Regions from separate parts of the Homo sapiens genome. Here region 1 is linked to region 2. A link is a contact called in ENCODE Hi-C data. All regions are on one chromosome and are shown on one strand. The core of a region is the stretch at or near the end of the contact, and the rest is flanking DNA. Distances in the headings are between cores, read along the strand shown.

Region 1 (3,241 bases), core at 738-3,237, 3.5 Mb after region 2:
CCATTTCCTCATATATAATTTCATTAAAAATGCAAAAATATAAAAAACTATATACACACGTACTTGCGTATAATTTCCCTTTTCTAGTCTACAAGTATTATGGTAGCCCACCCTCAACAGTACTGAGAATGAAAATTATAGCAAAACTCTTTTGTATTAGTTACTTCTGTGTCATAATGAGAGTCTCAAGATAAATGAAAGGAGGGATGGATAAAATGATTTCTTATGATGGGCAAAGGTTGGAAGAAACATCATGTGGGGAGAGGGCAAAGAGAAAACAGATAAAAAGAGAATAAAAGAGGAAATGAGTGGCTTATGTGAGCAAGCGATGAGCTAAAGTGGAAGTGTAGGAGAGGTGAGTTGCTTAGGTCTAAGGAGAAAGACTGCTTAGGTGTGTGTTCACCCCCAGGACGAAGAAAGGAACACTGGGTGAGATTTTGTTCAACTACCCATAGTTACCACCAGATGGTGAAACTGATCCCGGGCCTCTTGGGTATTGATCAGTTTATGGGGAGATGGGGAGAAGACTATCTTTCACTTGTTAATTCATTAATTTCTTTCGCAAATATTTTTTCAGTACCTGCTAAGTCCCACGGACTATGCTAGGAGCTGCTGTTAAAATGACAAACCAGATAAGGTCACTGCCCTTAATCAACTTACAGTTGGGTGAGAAGCTATCAGGTACAAGTATGGCCCTAGAACAAATTAGTCTTTTCTAGTTAATAATCTTATGTGATGAGATTTGGCCTTGCTCCTTTGGTGACTTGCCTCAAGGAGCCCCAGGCAAAACCAATGTAACATATATTAATAATATATGAAATAATATATTTTGTAGACACAATTGCCTTATGTTGTCCAGGCTAGCCTCGAACTCCTGAGCTCAAGCAATCCTCCCCACCTCTGCCTCCCAAAGTTCTGGGATTACAGACGTGAGCCGCCGTACCCAGCCAAAAATGTTTATTTTGATTAGATGACTGGTATTAATCTGATTAACCAAAGAGACAAGGTATTACTAAATTCCTCATCCCTGGTAACATTTCCATGTTAGCTGTTTTCTATTTGTTTTTTCTTTTCCACAATGGTGCGGCCTAGAAACAGTTAACCTTCTTCGGGGTATTACATACCTTAGACATATAAAAAAGCTATGAGCATTCAACACTGAAATAATCATATAAACCAAACATACTGCACACTACTTCAGGGATACTCTGAAGCCCATCCTTAGACCCCAGACTCAAACAAAACAAAATACGATGTAAAGAACTGACACAAATCATCAGAGTTTAGAGAACAACGTGACGGGCAGCAGAGGAGAGGAGAGGGTTGAAGCAAACTTTTTTGGTTTTTTTTTCCTAAGTAGGGCTGGTTCTGGCTTGTCTTCCTTCTCCCCACTTTGCTTCTTACTCTTGGGCTTACAAACTGCCTGGTTTCCCTTCTCCAAGTCAGGGCTTCGTTTCTCTGCCTTGGCCTTCCTACCCCACCTTCTGCGTTCTGACTCCATGAGGCCCTTTTCGCGTCTCATTTTCTGCCTTCTTTAGGCGTTCCCTCGGCGGCTCTGCAGTGTGATCTCATCTCTTTGTTTCTCCCCGGCTGCCGTCAGTCACCGGCTCTCTGCGCCCCCACCCGCGCGGGCTCGCGGCCGTGCTGCGGGCGTGGCCTCAGCCGCTGAGACCCTGGGGACCGCAGGGCGTGGCGCGGCCTCCGCCCGCTGCACGGAGAGCCCCCCAGAGGCAGCGACACGGCGCTTGGGGTCCGCGGGGCTCCTCCTCCAACTCCGCAGACCTCCGGGGAGGCCTCTTGCTCCCCGAACACCCGGGAGTTCGCTTTCATTTTTAACGAATCTCCACAATCTCTTGTTTGGGAGATAATTGCTTCTTTCAGGGGCTTGGAGAACAAAAGCGTCAGCCCAGGGCCCCAGGTCTCTCCGCGGGAGGAGGGCACCCAGGGGCGATGCGCCGGGCTCTCTCCTTCGCCCTTCTTGGCCCGCTCGCCTTCAGCTCCCACCCGCAGCAGCAACCGCAGCCTGCTTCCGGGGACTGAGCAGCCCTGGGTCAGCCAAGGTTAAGCAGCGGGTGGGGAAGAGGAGAGAAAGCTGGGTCAATTGGAAGTAACCTTCTTGTACCGCCCACTTTTTCCTTGCTTGGAGGCGGCAAAAAGCACTTTAGCATTCTTCGGGCTGTTTGCGCCTCTTTCTCTAACAGGGCCAGGGGAGTGGAAGAGCGGCCGGCAGGAAGGTTTCTTTGTCAGCAAAAGCGGACCTTTGGAAACTAAACAGCAATGCTCTGTCTTTAGAAGACAGCACAGGAAGGAACAAACAGCTGAGGAGTGAAGGCCAGAGACCCCATTTGGAAAACAATGGCCTTTCATGATTATTACTATTTTTAAAAAGTTTTCTAGGCTTTTTCATTTGAACTTTCCATTTCTCACTATGAAATGCAGGTTCTATAGACAATTGCACACAAGTTTCTTTTTCGGGGGGGAGGGTAAACGAAGCAGGTGGAAAGAAGTGAGATGATTGTAGACGTGGCCAAATTTAGACTTGGTGTGAGATTTCCTCTTCGCTTGGAAACACATGGCACCAGCATGCATTTGTTCATTCATTCAATAATGTGAATGAACATTAAACACTACGATGTGATGGGCTTTGTCACAGGCTGTAAGTGGCTTCAGGTCCACATGAAAGGAGAGCGAAAAATTAAAATAAAATATTAGAGAGAGAGAAAAGGGAAGAGGGGCAAGGTGTCAGGCAGCAAGCTTCTTAGGGTCAGAATGGGTCCCCATCCCTAAAAGCTGATGACTGAAGAGACCCACGAGGGTAGACGAGCTGTAGAGAGACAATACTGCATCTGCCAGTGATGAGTGTAGGAAGCTCATGAGGGTTAGAACCTTCCCTCTCTGTTTTCTGACCTCTTTTTCTTTTTAAATAGGTTGAAGCCAACTGTGGTAGAGGATAACAGTGATTCGCGTATCTTATTTATTTATTTTTAGCAGCCCCCTCCCCCGCAACTAGGACAGTGAGTTCCATTCAGATTTTCAACACAGCTAAAAACTTGGCTTTAAAACTTGTGAAGGGAGACATTTCTTTAGAATCTTTCACTTTTTTCATCGCAGAGGCTTTGGGGGAATGTTTAGCTTTTTGCTGAATCATGAAGGGTTTGTTACTGCATTCTGAGAGGGTAGGAATTAGATGCCTAAAGGATGGTGTCTGCTTTCCTGTTGAGGTGGTTTATTTAACAGTTCA
Region 2 (3,096 bases), core at 75-2,574:
GACAGCTGTGTACCTTCTCCCCAGGAAAAAAAAATGTACCTACTTCTCCCCACAACACAAAATTGTACAGACAATTTCAGGGATTCCGAGTATTTCCCTGAGGCCAGCCTATGGTCCATTTGGGGTTTGTATATGTGCGCTTTAGAAGCAGAATCCAAAATTAGATTGTAATTTAGATTCCTGAGGGGTTTTGTGTGTGTTTGCTTCTCATTCTCTAATTTGGAAATACGGCGATTATTTTGACCTGACTGCATGCATATTTGGATGCCTTATAAAAATAAAAACTTAAAATATAATGATAAAGGAATTTTTTAAGTCCATCATCCCTCACCCTTCCCTATCTTTGGTCTTCTTCACCTCCTAGATGAGTGGGGCCCTGGGCTAGGAGGGGGAAGTCTGTTTTACAAAGGTCGAAGAATAGGTCAGCATCATGAGTTATTTTGGACACAGAGGAGGTACTTGGTACTGTTCTCACATGGGAAGGAGTCAGCTAGTAGACTGAGTAGGGAAAAAGGGCAAAACCAGGATTTTTGTGAGAGAGAAGAGGAAAAAGCCCCAGGTAGGGAGAATAGTGAATCTTGTCAGTCCTGTCAGTGGTGGCGAGGCTGGACTCCTGGTCTGTAGACCCCGGCGGGCTCCCCCTGTGTTGTGTCTGCTTGGGGCTTTGCATCTGCACCTGCTGTGCCCTAGGGTTCACACCATTTCTCTCATCAGAATTTCTCACAGTATATTTTACACGTTTTAAAAACGGAAATTTTAGAGTTTATGGTTAGATTATGAAAAGGGACTGGATGTTAAAATGTCCTTAGCACCCAAAAACCACATCATCAAAATTATTTCTCATGCATCCTACCCAAACAAATAAGCAAGAAACAATAAATGTCATTTGCCTTTTGAAATGTATTCAGAGCGGTGTGTGTGTGTTGGACTGAAGACTAAATTTCCTCTGTTAGGAATGTATAAACCTTGCAATTTTATCTAAGATTTTACACTAAAATTCAATGAAATGAAATGAAAACGTAAGCATTTAATAGTGGTTTTAAAAATCAGTAACTTTTGTTCATCTGTGTTTTCTTTTTAGAATGAAGTGATGGAGGCTGGTCTCTGTCTGAAAGCAGTGCTCTACCAAGTCCTGGAGATGAAGGGAATTCACTCTGTTTTGCAGAAAAGATTCTGTGGATTAATACAGAAGCACCAGCAACACCAGAGGGGTGGAGACTCCTTTCTCTCCCGATTCTACAGTCTGGCTCTAAGCCCAGTAAAACAGCTCCCGAGCACTGCTTCAGCTGGGTCCAGTCTTGACAAAGGCAGGAAGCCAGCTAGGGTGGGGGCGATAGGGTCAGCGGGTATGTCCCACTGTTGGAGGTCACTGGTATTCTGTTTGTTTTTGTTTTGTTTCGTTTTGTTTTTTGAGACAGGGTCTCGTTCTGTCGCTTAGCTGGAGTGCGGTGGCGTGATCATGGCACTGCTATTCTTGAAGCACTCCACCCACCTGGGCTACTTTTTCTTTAGTGCAGAGGTGCACTGTCTTCTTTTAGGTGGGATCGCGTAAGCATGAGCTGGTAGAGCACGGAGAGGCAGGCAGCCAGGTTACGAAGACTAAGCCAATTATTCACTGAAGTCATCCTCCTCCCCCCCACCATTCGATTTGATCTACCTCTAAGCCAGGCTGTGAAGAAAAGGAAGGCACTTTAGAAGACCTCAGCAGTGTGGTTCTGTGTCTACTTCCATGACCTGTACCTGAGTATCTTAGCCAGCCAGCCTTAGGAACACCACCAAGGTTACTTTGAAATCTATGTATATAGCTAGTTACAGACGGGAGCTATGTGTTTCTTCATTATTTTGCAGCTCCTCGTTGTTCCTGTGATTCCTGAACACCTTTTTGGAAATATGGGTCTCTGTGAGTTTTGAGCACACTACTATCACTTTGGATAGTCACTCCATTTATATTTTTATAAACTTCCATTAGAGAATCATTAAGGCTGTTTAATATCTGCTCTGGATATTACGCATTGGCTTTTTGTTGCCTAGTGCTACAAACCTTCCTGTGGGACTCAGTGTCTTCAGGCAATGATTGTGTATCCTGTTACAGATGGTTGTGATACAAGAAGAACCACTCTTCTTTGAAAATAAACTCTTGGAAGCTTTTGCCAGCTATTTGGGGGGTAGGAGGAATATTAGCAACTGTATTGGTTGTCTACAGATACAGAATTGCCTGTTGTGAGGGAACTGATTGTTTTGTTGGGAAAAGAAATTTACCAGGAGAAAGAGTTTTGTGCTGTATTGTGAGAGATCTCGCCTCTCAGTTAAATGAGCCCTGGGTTAAAGTCAGTGTGAAGGGCAGCTGTGTGCGGGCACGAGCCAGAGTGTCTGCCTCAGACTAGATTTGACTTGAGTTCTTTATGACCCAGGACTCTGGATAATGTGAATTTGCTTTCCTATTTAACTAGAAGATACATGTACTATAGATCATTGTCTCATTTTAGTGATTGTTCCTTAAACTAGTGAAACTAGTGGATTTCTCTTCTTCCTCTTTATTTTCTGCATGTTAAATGTGAACCTTAGTGTATTTGTATTTTGTAGAAAATAATGAAAAATTTTAATGGAGAATGATTTAAAAACATTTACAATACATTATTTTTGCATCTGTGTTGTTGCATTCCCATTGGCTGAGCTTTGGGCTGGGTTTTTGTTTGTTTGTTTTTTGCAGTAAATGGTGTTGAGCATAATTTTTTTCATTTCCCTTAGGGCAGCTTCCTCTTCTGGGTGAATAAGATCAAGCCAAGTTTGGCTGGGGCGGCCTGGGTTCTCCCCTCTGTTCCAGCAAGAGCAGGCAGAGGCCATCCCCTCCTCTTTCTCTGAGGCCCTCTCTGGCAGGACTTGGTATCTGAAAGGGCTTGGACTTGAAGGAACAGCCTGTTCATGTCTGGAGGCAGGATTTGGTTTTGTTCTTCCCTTCTTGTTCAGAAAGCACCAAGATGCAAGTACCTTGTCTTGGGTTTTGACCATTTGCAAGTCATAGAGAGGACTTTCCATAGATTTGACTTTTCTGCCCAAATGGTATGGGAAAAAACTAACCTTTGTGACTAACATATT

The links. A loop is a pair of places that touch in the nucleus more often than their neighbours do. Pooled maps may share reads with other maps.
Region 1: a map with no recorded cell type shows a loop between it and region 2 (7-fold over the local background). The contact joins two enhancer-like sites. A Hi-C loop is called at or near these places in 2 of 37 single-sample maps with no recorded cell type and 1 of 50 pooled maps.

Annotation. Positions count from the first base shown.
Region 1 is chr3:115,656,909-115,660,149 of GRCh38, forward strand. All of the region lies in intron 1 of GAP43 (growth associated protein 43), which reads left to right. Among named protein-coding and RNA genes, the nearest start is that of GAP43, 35 kb to the left of the region's middle. RefSeq lists enhancers at 883-1,755, 1,756-2,627 and silencers at 1,549-1,778, 1,959-2,028. Within about 2 kb of position 1,988, at least 35 of the 41 ENCODE cell types and tissues checked have a DNase peak (open chromatin) inside an H3K27ac peak, as active enhancers do.
Region 2 is chr3:112,115,561-112,118,656 of GRCh38, forward strand. C3orf52 (chromosome 3 open reading frame 52) reads left to right here. Exons shown (of 6, transcript NM_024616.3): 6 at 1,082-2,650. The coding sequence ends at 1,086. Among named protein-coding and RNA genes, the nearest start is that of MIR567, 4.3 kb to the left of the region's middle. RefSeq lists enhancers at 1-15, 572-631. Within about 2 kb of position 1,325, at least 3 of the 41 ENCODE cell types and tissues checked have a DNase peak (open chromatin) inside an H3K27ac peak, as active enhancers do.